Linked DNA regions of Homo sapiens: region 2 is linked to region 1. Evidence: chromatin loops called from intact Hi-C (ENCODE). Cell type or tissue: transverse colon. All regions are shown on one strand. Each heading gives the region's core, and the rest is flanking DNA. Links, peaks and the distances in the headings are about the cores only.

Region 1 (8,296 bases), core at 1,748-5,747:
CATAGCTGGAATTTGAGCAGAGGGAATCTCATACCAGCAGAAGTGCCCTCACCAGGTGCATTAACTCTCTAAGGAAAAGGAAGGGCATTTGGAAGATTGTCAATAGATTTCCTCAGGTGTAAGTGTCTGCTGGGGAAAGATGGAGACCCTCACCTAGCACAGTCAGCAAGGACAGTAGCTGTCTCCACAGGCTGGAAGGACTGGCCAAAAGGGTGCAGAACAGGTGCCCAGAACAGGGATCAGCATTCTTTCTGCAAAGGGCCAGATGGCAAGTTTTCAGGCTTTGTAGGCCATACAGGGGATCCCTGTTGCAACTACTCAACCCTGCCACTGCAGCTGTAGACAACATGCAAATGAATGGGTATGCCTGTGTTCCAGTGGAACTTTATTTGGAAAACAGTCAGTGGGTTAGATTTGGCCCACAGGCCATAGTTTGTTACCCCTGGCCTGAAGGCCTTTGAATCACAAGCCTGGTGTAAGGGTGGGAGACGGAGTGGAAAGGTAGTGATGGAGCACGAGGTGGTAATTGCTGCGGCAAACTGCCAAGTAGGAACTTACCTCTCTGTGGTGGATGTTCTCAACTCCCAGGGTGCCCTTCCTGTAAAAGCAACAGATCAAACCATGCCTCTGGGTGCAAGTCTTGGAGAACCTGAACTATGCAGTTCAGAGTCCTGAGACTCCGGCTGCTGCCACAGCTTTTCTGGCTATCAGTGGAGAAAGTGCTGGTATCCGTTAGCCCACTGGGGGTGGGCTTTCAGGTTATTTCATCAGCATTTATGTGTGATGGGGGACTATTATGCAGATAATGGTCTGCATTCAACAGCACTAGAATCCCAAGATAAAACCAGAACTTCTCAAACTGGGTTCCAAAGAACACTAGTGTTCCCTGGGATGCCAGTGGGTGTGCCACTCAAAAAGCGTTGTGGAAACAGATGGATTTGAAATGTCAGGATAAATTTACTATATTTCTTTACTAAAGAATCTTCATTTTTTAAAAAATCTTTAAAGACACTCATGGTTTTCAATTCTCAGTTTAAATACCTTGTACTCAGAGAGGATTTCTCTGACAGCCCAATTAGCTACCGGGTCACTGTATGCCCCACCTCTCTCATTTACTTGTCTGCATATTCTCTAATATTTGTTTTTGTGCTCCTTTTCTTCTTCCATCATGGTTGGAATCTTATCTGTCTTGCTTACTCTTTTTCCATACTACCTAAAGCACTGTCTGGTACATGGTAGGTGCTCAATAAATGTTTGTTGATTGACTAATAAAATGAATGTGCATAGTATATTAATAAGTTTGAGACATAATATATGTCATTTTGAAACCATCTTGGAAATAAAAATTTTTTTGGCAAAACCCACTAGTATTTCATAGGACATTAGGGATCCATGGAACACATTTGGCAAATAATGGTTTTAGACCAATGCCATGTTATATCTCTGCTTGCTTGTGACTGTTGACTTTCTCTTGGTTTGGAAACTGGTTTCAGCATGTTATAACTGTTCTGATGTGAGTGGATTTGAAGTTAGTTCTATGGGAAACCCAGGGTCATTCCTCTGCTTGGTGAATACCACCAGCTAATGACCCTACAACCAGTCTGCAGGCCTTGCATTGACATGAATTCTGGTCCTTACTTGATTGGGATAAAATAATATAAGCAATAGATGTGGAGGTTTAGAGAAGAGTTCTTTCTAGAGGCTCAAGAGAGCCATTCTGATTCTGATCAGGAGGCCATATGGCGATAAGGATAGCTTTAGCTTCAGGTTTCACATTAAAGGCAGGGTCAGATTTCACAGACACAGCATCTGAGGAAGCTTTTCCTAGGGGATTTGGAGAAAAGCAGCTTTTCTAATGAATGGTCAGCAATGAATTCTCCCCTCACCCTTCCCCTGACCAATTCCCCGAAAACAATGCATGTTAACATTTCTAATCTCCAGATCCCACCAATCGGTGCTAGCTCAATGCCCTACAGTTTCGACCCAGAGCATCTATATCCCAGCCCTCTAAAGACAGAATTAAGCCAACCAGTCCTGAGGATAATGCAGATACCCTTTACTTTTCATATTTAGATTAAGAGGACACTATAAGCAAATCCCACTTTCCCTTTGACTTTAATTGCACCAACTTAATATGTTCTAAAGGAAAAAAAATGCCCCAAATGACAACTAAATTTTTGCACTGCAGAAGAGGTTAAGATGATAATATTTGAAGAAAAATGGGCATTACAATTCAAGAAGTGTTTTTGTCAGGAACCCCTCACATTTGTCGAGTACTTACTATGTACCAGGAAATAGCCTAAGTATTTTTCCCGTCTTCTCTTACATAACCTCACAACAATCCTATGAGGAATATATGGCTACTTTCCCCATTTTATAGATAAAGAACACCAGGTATTTGCTTTAGTTCTTGCAGTATTTAAGTAGCAGTCGCAATTTAAACACTGGCAGTCTGACTCCAGATTCCATTCCATTCCATTCACCAGTCTACAGCATCCCTTTTGTTTTTACCTGTCCTTTCTCCACTAAACATATTTTTCTGTAAAGGTAATACCTGTTCACTATTTGTAAAAAAATTTAATTAATATGTAGATGTAAATTATAGGGAGGAAAAATCCCCCTATTAGATTCTACTTCCTAAGACAACTTCGTAAGCACTTGCTAAGTATTCTTTTAGATGTTTATATACATATAGCAATGAGATGTTTCTATCATTATATACCTATATCTTTATCATTTTTACACACTGCTATTCAATTTGCTTTTCCTGCATACCAATGTACTTGAACATTTTTCATGCCAAGACATATAGCCAGCTTAACCTTGTGTGATAGTTATATCATTTTTTAGTTCATGGTTGTACCATAATTTAAATAAATAGAAGTACGTTTTCTTCTAGCATTTCACTTGGGCTTGACTTTGTTTATGCTCTTTATTTTTTGATATTATATATGTCACTTTTTAATAGTGAAATTTACCAAACTTTTCTTTAATGGATTATTTTTGCTGCAAAGCTTTTCCCCCATGATCTAACTCTTATACTTAATGATGTTTGAGTTTCACACCATATCATTTCCTTTTTCTTATATCTTGTTGCTTTCATAGAGCTTCTCTGCCATACTACTATTCACTTGCTTATGCCAAGAGTCAACACATTTATGGCTTTAAAATTTCTTTTACTGGAAGGCCTCATTTCTGTACCACCCAATAGAGCTCTGCAATGATAACATTTGAAAGTTTGAAATCTGATATACCTATTTATTTAAATTAACATATATAGGTTTCTTGGCTGGGCTTTAGGAAGGCCAAAGTTGATTTTGGGTACTGCCACCGACTTTCTGGTTGACTTGAATCCTATGGGTCAGCATCTTCTCTGTCTTGACATCAGTGCTAGGAGATTTGCCTAGCAATATAATCTGTTTCTTTGGCATATTATTATTTTCTTGTTATTGTTCATATGTCTATTAAATGCCTCCCTGTGCCAGGGAGTGGAAAGTAGTGGGTGGAAAGGTTTTCAGAATTTTATCAGCAGACGCTTTCCTACTGAAATTCTTTCAAATGCTAATGTCTGATGTCAGGAAGAAAGAGATCCAGAATGTTGTGGTAACTCTTGACCCCCTTTGCTCTTTGACCTCTCTATTCTGTGGTGACCAACTGAGGACACACTAGCATCATGACTCCAAGTCTCTTGGGGAAGATCAGAACACTCAGCAGCTGTAACATGTTTAGCTATGCCTATGCATTTCTGTCTGCCTATGCAGTTATGCCTAGGCCTATGAAGTTATCAATTCATACACTGCAAGGCAGTGAGTCATAAGTTTTTGTTTTTCTTTTTTAATCCCACAGATACCCTTTGAAAGCTAAAGACACTTTTCCCAGATAGATATACATAAAAACTTGTGAACAATTCAGGGCAATAAGCCACTTGATCAGGTTTAAGTTTTCCCAGGTATACACTTCTTGGGTTTTGTCTCAGCGAATGAAGCTCTTAAAGGTCAGAATAATACAGCAACTTCCAGTAAAATAAATCTCACAATTTTTTTTCCAATTATATATCTCTCATGTATCTGTACTGGACACAATATTCTTCCTATGTCCATATCCCAACTTGGTCTTGGACATCTTTCATACTTGATTTGTTCTTGTGAAAGTCATAAGTACCTTTGATGGATCAACTAAAATGTTACTTTTCAAAAAAAGCCTTTTCTGACAATCTAAACTAGGTGGTATATCTCTCTTCTCCAAAGTTGCACCCAAGCATTTGTACCTCTCTCTTGAATCATCTATGATTTACTTGCTTATAAAAATAGTTGTCCTTCATCTATTCAACAAACCCTTACTAGGCATTGAGAACCTCAAAATAAATATAACATGGTTCTTGTCCTCCCAGATATGAAGAATCACATATACGTTTGAAAGTCTCCAGAAAATTAAAAACTCTCCCCCTAGATAAGCATACACATGCACTTAAACCAAACATTTGAATCTCAGAAGATTTGTCCACAACTAGATTGAGAACCTATGCCATGTGATTGTTTGAGTAAATACATGAACAAATAGTTATAAAGCATTATTACAAATGAAGCAGTAGCAATGTTCCCAGTGTATTTTTTAAAGAGGGGGGATCTCAGTTGATCTCTAACCTTCCATGAACCTCTGCTCTTAAATAATGGTAGGTTAGATATTTCAGACCAACCACTGAACTTTAGATAATTAAAAAATGTGGATAAAATATAAAATTTTTATTCTAAAAATCAATGTTCTAATGATAAAATGAGCTTGTAATGGATTGAAGTCAAGAGAGGTGAGAAACTCAGGGAAAAGAGCAAAACTCTGGTATTTTTGCCTCAGTCTTAGTCCATTTTGTGCTGCAGTAACAGAGTACCAAAAACTAGACAATTTAAAATGAACGGAAATTTATTGGCTCATAGTTCTAGAGCCTGGGAATTCCAAGATCAAGGGGCTGGCATCTGACCAGGACCTTCATGCTGCATCATGATGTGATAGAAGGCATCACATGATGGAAAGCCAAAGAGAGGGAGAGTGAGAGCAAGAGAGGGTCAAATTCCTCCTTTTCTAAGAAACTCACTCCCGAGATAATAAACCTACTCCTCCAATAATGGCATTAATTCCTTCATGAGAGAAGAAACCTCATTGCCTAATTATCTCTTATAGGTTCTATCCCTTAATACAATTGCATTGGGGATTAGGTTTCTAACACATGGTTTTTGGGAAACACATTCAAATAATAGCAGCTTCGGAAGTATTTACTGTTTTGGAAGGTGCCTGGGAAGGTTGAATTGTATATTCGGTGACCTTGCTCATCTAGGATAACAAGAACAATATAGAGCTTTCCAAGAATGGAGACCGTAGTGATCCACTCCCTGCTTTAGGGCTGAGACCTGAAGGACTGCTCTCTAGAAGTTAAAGTGAACCACACACAAGCTAGTCTTCACATAGAGCCATTCTTCAACTCTTCTGGGTGACCCAGAAAATTTGAAGACTTGAAAAGGTGGTCTCAGCTGTCTAAAAATCCTAAGTACCTGCTAGTTGCAAGTTAAAAACATCATTGGTGGAAGAAAATGTCATATGAGGCCCTGTATTAATTCTACAAGTGATTTAAAAACCAGGCATTAGAGGGAGATAAGCTAATATGGGTGGGTAAACACCAGAAGAAATAATACATGATGGAATTAGATCCACCAGTACCCCAGAAACTGAAAATACTGCACATAGAATGTAAGAGAACTGGTTACTGTGGTCAAAGAGATAGAAGCTAAGTTTGAAATTTTTGACAGTGAACTACAATCTACAAGAAGTGATAAAGTAGATTTGAAGAGGAACTATTAATCAGTAGAAGTTCTTGAACTAAAAAATAAAAGAACCAAAACGAACAGCTCAATAGATAGGTTTAACTGCAGATTAGACTTGGCCAAAGAAAGAATTGAAAATCAGGTCATAAGAGACTATACAGAAGGAAGCAGAGAAAGTCAAAATAATTGAACATGCTGAAGGGCAGGCAAGATACACAGAGTGAGAAGGTTGGACATACATTTAATTGGAGTTCTGGAAGGGAAGCAGAGAATGAGGCAGCAACAATATTTAAAGAGACAATGAGAGAGAGCCCTTCAATATACTGATAATATTCTATGACAATAGCAACAGCATCTTACTGAAGTCTATATTCCCTGAAATACTGCCTTTAAGTGTCTGTTGAATTTGTTAGGTGAGGAAACATTCCGATTACATTCTAATCTAGTATTGTATCTTTGAAATTATATCAAAAGTTCTTTCAAAATGTTATACTCTTTAAAATAATATCAGACAATGTGAACTACTGTCTGATGTGGATATGTGTTCAAATATTTGAATCTCTATATTTGCAGTCGTTACTTCAAAAATTAGAGCTAAATCTATAATTGACACTATAAAGTTTAAGCTCTCATTTATAAGCTTGTGATTAATTTTCGACCAAAACTCTCCCTAAACTCATATATGTTATCTATGATAATACTCTATTTGATTTCTTACAATGTAAATTTTGTAGCAGCCTTTGGCATTGAGTTAAATATTCTAACCTGATCACAGGTAATTAAAACATTAATATTTACTTGCTTTTGCCTTGTCCTCTTTAATGACATGGTATTTTGATAACTTTCTATTTAATTTGAAATAGAGAAGAAAAATGATGTTTTGTAGCTTCCCTGGGAAGCAGATTCTGAGACAAAGATTTTCATGCAGGAAGTTTATTGGGGGAGTGCCTGGATCTACATGTGGGATCATGAAGGAAGTAGGATTGGGCAGAGGGGAGATTGATCTGCAATGTAGTCACAACAGAGGCTCCAGATGATTCCACACCGAGCTCTGGAACTTAGATGGTCCTTCAGCAGTCATCTAATCCTACAGCAAAGGGGTTGAGGCTGTACACCTTCTCCCCTGCATCATTGACCAGTCATTGGATGAAGGCTGCTTCCAGATATGGGACATGGCTACTATGATCTGTTTGTATCAATATAGCACTTCTGATATCAAATGTGTGAGGTGGTTCCCACACCAACAACCAACTCTTCAACTTTCTGGATGCCACCTGGGTATCCTACCTTTAACTTCAATTCTGATCCTAACTACCTGGAGTTAGCATCAGATCTCACAAGTTAAGGGCTTAATCCCATGAGACTGCTTCTACTTCAGATGCCAATCACCTGAAACTTCCGACCAATTGGCTTCATAGCCAGGGAGTTCCCACAGCTCCGTCTTCAGGTTTGATAATTTGCTAGAACAGCTCCCAGAACTCAGGAAAGCACTTTTATTTACATTTACCAGTTTATGATAGAGGATAAAAATGAATAGTCAGATGGAGAGGTACATAGAGGAGGTCTGGAAAGTCCTGAGTGCAGGAACATTAGTCCCAGGAAGTTAGGGTGCACCACCCTACTAGCAGGTGGATGTGTTCAACAACCTGGAAGTACTCTGAACCCCATCATTTAAGGTTTTTATGTAGGCTCCATTGCATAGGCCTGACTGATTGACTCATTGGCCTTTGGCAGTTACTTTGATCTCCAGTCCCTCTCCTTTCCCTGGAGGTTGGGAGGTGAGGCTGAAAGTTCCAACCCTCCAACTATGTCTTAGTCTTTCTGGCAACCAGAGTCCATCCTGAATCTGTCTAGGGTCCTCCAGTCACCAGCCATCTCATTAGCATACAAAAAGACACTCTTAGCACTCTGGAGATTCCAAGGGTCTTAGAAGCTCTGTGTCAGGGACCAGGGACTAAGACCAAATATTATAACAAAAGATACTCCTATCATTCAGGAAGTTAGAAGGATTTTTCCGTGCCAGGAACTGGGGATGAAGACCAAATATATATTTTTTACCATATCATAATGTCACATGACCTTGGATACCTTTTTTTTTTTTTTTTTTTTTTTTTTTTACCTTACAGCAATTCCCAGAAGATACTGCTGAGAGCTGTTGGTCACTAATACTCTCTGTGGTTGGGGGGATAATTGCCTCAGTTCTGAAGGGGAGACCTTGGAGGAACATGTCCAGCATCCACTACATGTGATTACTGATAAGACTGAGCATCATGAGACATGGGCTTAAATCTTGGCTTTGCTATTAATTGGCTATGTGACCTTAGGCAAGCCATGTAACATTCTAGGAAATAATTTCCTCATCTATAAAATAAGTGGTAGTGAAGAGATCAGTTTTTCCTAAACTTTAATCATTTGCAGACTACTTTTATATTTTTTTTCATATTTTTGGTTCAACTAAACTATTGTTTACTTAACATTATTCC
Region 2 (8,296 bases), core at 1,407-5,406, 74 kb after region 1:
GAATGTCAAGTCTTACCTCCTAGGTTTATTGTGGGCAATAACAAATAATGTGTAAAGACATCGTGTGCTTTGACATGCTATGACATTGTTAATCATTATTAATACAAATACTATGGGATGTCTGGTTGCCTGCTGCAGATCAGATGGCAGAGGCTGGGGAAGAGTCTGGAGATGAGAACGTCCTGCCAATTTCCATCTTTCACAAACTCCATCCTGAGAATAGTAACTAAGACATACCCAAATGAATTCTACTCAAGCCATTTGGTTGACAGAACCTGTGGGCTCAAGGGGGGTCTTGCAGGGAAGGGATAAAGTCGCATGTCAGGGGGCATGGATAGCTCTACTAAGTATCATCCTCCAAATGCTAGCATGCTATGGGAGAGTTATTCCGGGATGCCTTTGTAGGAGCAGATGCCCAGTGTTGTGTCATGATGACTCCTCCCTCCTGTGGAGATTAGACCTGCCCTACTTCTCTAGCAGGAACCTAAAATTAGATGTGCAGCTGTCCTCCAATGAAGCTCTGTCTCCAGATAGTACTCAGGGCAAGATTTACAACAGAAGCTCCAACCACATACTTGCTAGAGAGAAGGGACATGAAGAGCAATGTCACTAACCCTCTGTGGCCTTGTGCCAGCCCTCAGCCCAGGGCAGGCAGCTATTTCAGGCCTCCTCCACTTCCCAAATACCCACCATGCTGCACACACTTGTGTTGGCTTGTGCCAACTTCCTTCCTTCGGCTCCTCATGAGTCCCATGCTAGTGGGAACAGTTATGGTCAGACTTAAACTGCTATGATAGCCCTCTAGTTGGTCTCACTTCACTTCAAAGCCATCAGGAATGTGCCTCAGCTTCCCTTTCCAGAGTGGTTTCTCATTCCTGCTCTCATCTCGCTTTCCAGCCAGCTATCTCTGAGTGTGGCATTCCCTCTTCTTCCCCAGGTCTCTCCCTTCCTCTGGAATGCCATGCTGCCTTGTGCAGTGGTAGAAGTCTTACCCAGTCTCCAGACTTCACTGGATGCCACCTGCTCCATTTCATCAGAGAAAAGGAATCTACTCTCCTCAAACATCCTCCAGAGATTTGTTCAGACCTTCTTTCGACATGCATTCTATTGGACTCTGTACTATATTGGCCTGGGTGTCTTTTCTCCTCCCTAAATTCTGTACTTCCTAAAGTAGAAATCAAATTATATGTATCTTGTTATTTTCCATTCCTCCTAGCCCAGCGCCTAGATAATAATAGGCTCTTAATTAAATTCAAACGAGGCTGAGCATGGTGGCTCATGTCTGTAATCTCAGTGCTTTGGGAGGCAAAGGCGGGAGGACCGCTTGAGGCCAGGAGTTTGCGACCAGCTTGGGCAACGTAGGCAGACCCTGTCTCTACAAGAAATTAGTTGGGTGTGGTGGTGCACACCTGTAGTCCCAGCTACTCAGGAGGCTGAGGTGGGAGAGTTGCTTGGGCCCAGGAGTTTGAGACTACAGTGAGTCATGACTATGCCATTGCATGCCAGCCTGGGGGACAAATTGAGATCCTGTCTTAAAAATAAATAAATGAGGGCTGGGTATTGTGGCTCATGCCTGTAATCCCAGCACTTTGGGAGGCTGAGGTGGGTGGGTCACCTAAGATCAGGAGTTTGAGACCAGCCTGGCCAACGTGATGAAACCCTATCTCTACTAAAAATACAAAAATTAGCTGGGCATGGTGGTGGATTCCTGTAATCCCAGCTACCTGGGAGGCTGAGGCAGGAGAATCACTCAAACCCAGGAGGTAGAGGTTACAGTGAGCCAAGATCACACCACTGCACTCCAGCCTGTGAGACAGAGTGAGATTCTGTCTCAAAAAAAAATGAATAAATAAAATTAAATAAATACATTGAAAAGAAATATTTTAAAAAAAATTATTGGTGAATTTCCTATGTAGTAATGAATGAAAGCCAGAATGTACTGAGTAGGTGCTATGCTAGGCACTTCATATTTGTTACCTTTTTTCCCCCTGATACCAGGCTGGCTGCACATGCAGAGTTCTGCCCCATCCAAACATGTCTGAAACATCAGTTGGCACACCTCCCAAGAGCTCTATTGCATGAGGGAATGAGGTGCCTTCTGGGAGAGAACTCATTCTGAGAGACTGCGAAGCAGCAGCCACCAGCTTGAAAGGGAGCAAAGTTTCTCTCACTGGAGGGAAGAAAAAAGTTCAGAGTCTTTTAGAGTTGTCTGGGGGAACCGACAGAGATTGGAGCAGGGAAAGATCTGAATTGGAGGGGCATGTGGGGACAGCATTCACATTAAAACTTTGCTGTCTATTTGAAATAGGCTTCTAGTGTTTGGTCTGTTAATGAACTCAGCTGGGGCTTAAACTTTTCTGGGGGTGCTTTTTATAGAAGTAGGGAGGAGGAAATGACACTGGGCCAGAGTGTGCTACCTCTTGCTCGTTTGTTCCACTGTGGACAAGCTTGTTTATCTGCACTAAAGCTGTCTTTGAGCTGTCCAAACTCACTAAGTAGGGAAATTTATTGAGGCAGACAGATTACTTGTCTGCGAATGACTCATCTTGTGACCTTAGGAAAGCTTGTGATTACTCCACGTCTCAACACTTTCTGCGGGAGGCTGTCCCTTTGTGCCGTCATTCCCAGGATGGGCCTGAAGATTTTGATAATAATAAGGACCATTTCCACTGGCCACGTGCTTGACCTTTTCCAAAGTACAGCCACATCCCCTCTGATCCTTTTGGATTCTCACAGTGTAATATTGAACCCAACCTTTGGAACTGGGTTATCAGATGTTGTCATCAGTGTGTCTTCCAGGATTTTAAACTCTGCTGGCTTGCCTTGCTTTATAAGTATCATAGCCAATTGGAAATGGGTTGGATCTTCCTAGCAGAGACCAGGTCTTGAAGCCCATTGTATTCTCTGACCATTGCTCCACACTTCCAGAAAGAGGACTCGGGCTGCTCACAGGCTGGGATAGCTCCCTCACCGCTCACCTTCATTTTCTCTGGAGCTGCCCCAAGGACACAGGAAGTCAGGAAGTGTTTTGCTCAAGACCATGCTGGTCTCACCCTCACAGAGGATAACATCTTTAGTATCCCCACCTTCTTAATGCCCTCTCAGGTTTTCAGCAGGAAGGTCATGCTATGATTTATCTCTTTACCCTCAGGGTCAGTCTCATGTTATGAGATTGTGGAGGTCGGAGTACCTGGGCTTAAACACCTTGGCAACGGGAGGAGATGGATATGTTTGGTCTTCAAGCAAGCTTCATAAGCAAATTCTTCACCTTAGTCTCCTGTTGGCTGTCCTAGTAGCTCCTTGTGCTTGGAATAGTGTTAGGTGATATTCTCCCTCCAAAGGACCAATCTTCTAGGGCCTCCCTGGCCTTAGAATTCTGCCTGAGTGCAGGATTACTGGGCATTGCTTTATTGGCAGCCCTTTCTGGTGATTTCATCTGCAATTTATGAGCTAGAAAAAATGTCCTGCTTCTCTTCTCCCTGCCCCCAAATCACTCACTGCCTCTGCCCAAAGCCGGGTCTTCTGGGCTTTCTCCAACCATCACTCCATTCCACTTTATCTGATCATAGTAACTGATAGATGAGTGAGACTCAGCCAGAGCTAATGGATTCCATGAGATCATGAGTGAGTGGGTGACTCAGCTACTCTTCACTGAGACAATGGAGATCCAAGTTAGAAGAAATGGATTTTTTTCTGTTTCTTAAAATAGTTACTGAATTCCCCCTGGGTTTTAATTCCCTCCCAGCCCCAACTAACGGCTTCATGATTCCCCATTCAACATTAGAGTCTGTGGTCTCCAGGGCATGGCCTCACAGTGGGGCTTCACTCTATGTCTCAGCACTTTCTGCTTGTACCTTGTCTCCAGAGCACTCCAATTCAAATACCTTGGAACAGGAGCAAAAAAATTCCACCCCAGCCTCACAAGCGCTGATATTGGGGGCGTGCACCATGAGCTCAAGTTACTAGCAGAGTTATTATTGCATCTGCAACCTGACTCCAAGCCTGTAGCTGATGGGGAATGAATAGTTTCTTACATGAATTAAGCCTTGGCAACTAGAGTTATAGGGTTAAAGCCCTTTCATCTTCTTAAGAAGCCACTGAGCTCTTCCTGATAAGGGCAAGCCATAGATATTCAAGTTGTAGGATCTAAAGTTCGAAGGTCTTAAGGGACCTTCTTATCATCTCCTTCATCTTAAAATGAGGTCACTGAAACCCAGAGAGGCTGAACCAAGCCTTCTACCCTAACTTCAAGGCACCATTTATTACTCCAAGACACTTTTCTGCATATTACAAAACAAACATGCTTTGAATTAGGACTTTTATTTGACAACATTCTATGTGCCTGTCTCAATGTTAAGTGCTGGAGAAATGTTGCTTGGGGACCTCAAGTTGCCGACAGCCTATGCCAACAAGAATGATGTAGTGTATGAGGAAGGCCTTGCATTCTGATCCAGTCTTGGGCTTGTGAAATGACCAGCTCCCTATCCTGTGGAAATGCCTTTATAATGCCTTTCTCAGAAAAGCCCACAGAGCTGAGCAGACAGGGCCTCTGCTTTGGGCTCTGGGCCTCAGGCGACCCTACACTTTGGAGAGTCTTCCTTGAAATGTCTCAGGTATTCTTTTGGTGCTTGAGAAGGGCTTGGTCTGGCAGTGCCATCCAGGGGGGCTCTAGTCCCTGTTTCTCACCTTTGAGGTGTTCTCTAATCCCCTGTCACCTGGGTGGTGAACCAGATTCCTTCAGGAGGAGGAGCTCAGGAACTCATCCTGCGTGTGGGTTGTCCTGATTCAGGTGTGTTGGACTGGTGAGCAGATCTTTCCCATTGCTGGTTCTGTATTTATTCCTGAGGATGACATGCTGGACAGTGAGAAGGGTGCTTGATATGTTGATATTGGATGGATCAAATAAGTTACACAGACAGGCCTCCAAAAACAAAACAAGACAAACCTCCCTTGGTCCTTCATATCCTGGGGAGGCCTTACATGCACCACTTTCCCCTGATGACGGTCCTCTACAGAAATTGCATTTCCACCTTTATCTGCTGAAGCTTGTACAGCTCGTACCTCCCTATAGATTTCCCTCAGTTTTCCCTCTAGAGACTAGAGGCAGGCTCTAGGAACTTTCACTTGCCATAGAAGTTAATCTTCTTGCCCAGCCTGACTCAGTGAGGAGCTTATGCAAAGAAATTTGTATTTTCCTGTAAATCACACCTTCCTCACAACACTGTAACCACCTACAAATATGGAGGAAAGGGAGTTTGAGGAACTTGGGGGAGGTATGGAAAGACTCTTATCAGGAGGGACTCTTGTGGTTTCACCTTTTACTTTGAGGGAACTGATATTTCTTTTTTACTTTTCTTTTTTTTTTTTTTGAGATCAAGTCTCACTCCGTTGCCCAGGCTGGAGTGCAGTGGCCTGATCCTGGCTCGCTGCAACCTCCACCTCCTGGGTTCAAGCGATTGTCCTGCCTCAGCCTCCCAAGTAGCTGGGATTACAGGTGCCCACCATCATGCCCAGCTAATTTTTATATTTTTAGTAGAGATGGGGTTTCACCATGTTGGCCAGGCTGATCTTGAACTCCTGACCTCAGGCAGTCCGCCTACCTCAGCCTCCCAAAGTGCTGGGATTATAGGCGTGAACCGCCATGCCTGGCCCGGGAACTGATATTTCTAATAGAATTCTAAATTCTTCAGGGATGGATTCCACACTCAGGCACCATAAATTATAAAGCAGATGGGGGAAGAAAACACACTCTGGTTTTCCTGTGGGGTTGTGAGAGGGTGCAGTGTCTGGAGATGTGCTTGTTTAGCAGAGACAAGCCAACTCAGTTGGCTGGGAAGGAAAGGGTCAAAAGGAGGCCATCACACAAATGTGTAGCCATGGAAAGCTAGCTGCTTTTAAGAGTTTAGGCAGAGATTGTAGGATGAGGACAGATTGAAAGCTTTCTGCCTAAGTTCAATTATAGTGCTATTTTAATATTAGCTCTCTATGTGATCATTAGTCATCTTCAACAAAGCTAATGAGAAAAATGAGTAGAGAACAATAAATGGTTATTTAAAAGGAGTGAATTAGTAGAGATCAGGTCTGAGTTTCTTTCATATGGTGCATCATAGGTATTCAATAAATGCCAGTTGAATGAATGAACACTGTTGTTTTGGTTTGCCTGAGTTGTCCTCTTTTAACTATCCATTGATTCATTCAGCAGTATTGTGGGGCTTTTATTATTGTCAGAGATTTGTGGGCATTGAGTTGAAAAGACACAGTCCTTGCCCTCAAGGATTGTATTGATACATGCACACATTAGCATGTAAACAAATAAGATTAATGTGATCATGGGGGGGATATTTAAGAGGGAGGGTTTCAGTCTGCTCAGGAATTAGCAAGGAGGAACTCACTGAGAGGGCAGCTTTTGATTTGAAATAGGGAAGGAATTTCTGGATGTTAATTTTATAAGAGCACCACGTTCTAGGCAGAGGCAGAAGCAAGAGCAAAGACAAAAAAGCATGAAAACAATGAGTGATATGTATCAAGACAAAAAAATTCCTATTCCTTAACCCAATTTTTCTTTTCTTAAACTATGTCCTAAAAATTCACTTTGAAATGTGAACTAAGATTTATGTGCAAAAATATCAATCACAGTATTATTTATAATTGGAAATATTATAACCTGAAAAAGCTCAATAATAGGGAATGCTTGGTAAAAGTGATATGTTTCCATATCATATTATGAAGCAACACACAAAAATAGGTTAGGAACGATGTTTGTTGTGGGAAACAGCTTATGATAAAATATTGACTAGAAAAAGTAAGTCTCAAAGTTCAGAGTGATATAATCTACATTCCCAGCAGCATATGAATGTCCATTTAATTGAATCCTCACCAACAATAAATATTACCATTTTTCTAAATTTTTATTACTTTGATTTCTGAGATTGTTGTCTTGATCTCAATTGCATTTCTGTGATTATTGGATAGTTGAATATTTTTAAGAGTTTCTCTGTTTTTTATTTCCTCTTTGTGAATTACATATTCCCATTCTTCTGTTGTCTACTAAGATATTAGTGTTCTCACCTTAAAAAACAAACTAGAGATAAAATATATAAACCAATGTTGATGGACATTAGGCAACGAAGGGCAGTGATTCCTGAGAGATAAGCCCTTAAATTCCCCCAGCTCATTGTCTTAGAGAGTTTCTAGATTGCAGTGCAGGGACAATGAACTGACTTGCAGCCCAGCAGACTCCCTGAGTTAAAGAAACAGTTGGGAGACAGAGCTGAAGGCCTGGAGAAACCAAGGTGCATAGCATTTGTAGGACAGAGTCCTAGAAAGAAAGCTGCACAGAAGGAAAACTCTGGAGATCTTCAGGGATTACCCTCAGGTATTTAGCTGGATATGCAAGCGTACTTATAGGGAAATTAGCCAAAGCCAAGGAAAGACCACCTGCAGGAAATGGAGGGAACAATATCTGACACACACACAGGACTGGAAGTAGTACTTGGTTCTGAAAGACAGACTGGAAAACCTCATGACTCATGGGACATTGGATAAAGTACACAGGATTTTTCCTCAGTAGGGAGGAATAAAGTCATCCCTCGATATTCATAGAGGATAGGTTACAAGACCTCTTGTAGATACCAAAATCTGTGGAGGCCCAAGTCCTTCATATAAAATATTGCAATAGTCGCATATAACTTATGCACTTCCTCCTGTATACTTTTAAATCTTTAAATTACTTATAATACCTACAAATGTAAATGCTATGTAAATAAGTTGTTAGACTGTATTGTTTAGGGAATAATGACAAGGAAAAATCTGTTCATATTCAGCACAGATGCAATTTTTAAAAATATATTTAATCCACAGTTGGTTGAATCCATGTGTGTGGAACCCATGAATACAGAGCTGACTGTTGTTACCTCTAGACTGAGCGTTAGCTGTAGACCAGGGCTCTGGTCCTGCCAAACAAATATTAAAAGCAAAACCTTGAATCATAGAACTACTTCCAAGTAAATTAGCTGCATCCCAAGTCAAAGCCTCAGAATATTTATTGGAACACAAAAATATTCAGCACTAAGTGAGGTAAAATCACAATGTGTAGAATCCAAGAAGAAATTATCAGGCATGCAAAGGAACAAGAAAGCACTACCCATGAGGAGGAGATAATTTATTCAATCAAAACCAGAACTGAGATAGATGTTATAATTATTAGGCAAGAACATTAAAGAGCTATTCTAACTATATTTCACATGTTCAAAAATTAAGTAATGACACAGAAGATATAAGAAAAACCCAAATTGAA

Evidence for each region. Peaks named below come from ENCODE experiments on the same cell type or tissue, not always from the same donor. Only the 100,000 strongest peaks of a DNase experiment are listed, where the experiment ranks them.
Region 2: it touches region 1 in a loop (13-fold over the local background); 1 of 110 quality-filtered maps calls a loop at or near these places.

What each region holds. Positions count from the first base shown.
Region 1 is chr15:86,087,746-86,096,041 of GRCh38, forward strand. All of the region lies in intron 1 of AGBL1 (AGBL carboxypeptidase 1), which reads left to right. LINC01584 (long intergenic non-protein coding RNA 1584) reads right to left here. Exons shown (of 6, transcript NR_120368.1): 4 at 559-598. Among named protein-coding and RNA genes, the nearest start is that of AGBL1, 12 kb to the left of the region's middle. In transverse colon, for the core only: no CTCF peak of the experiment used is centred there; no DNase peak of the experiment used is centred there.
Region 2 is chr15:86,161,895-86,170,190 of GRCh38, forward strand. All of the region lies in intron 5 of AGBL1 (AGBL carboxypeptidase 1), which reads left to right. Among named protein-coding and RNA genes, the nearest start is that of LINC01584, 49 kb to the left of the region's middle. In transverse colon, for the core only: no CTCF peak of the experiment used is centred there; no DNase peak of the experiment used is centred there; H3K27ac peaks cover 374 bases.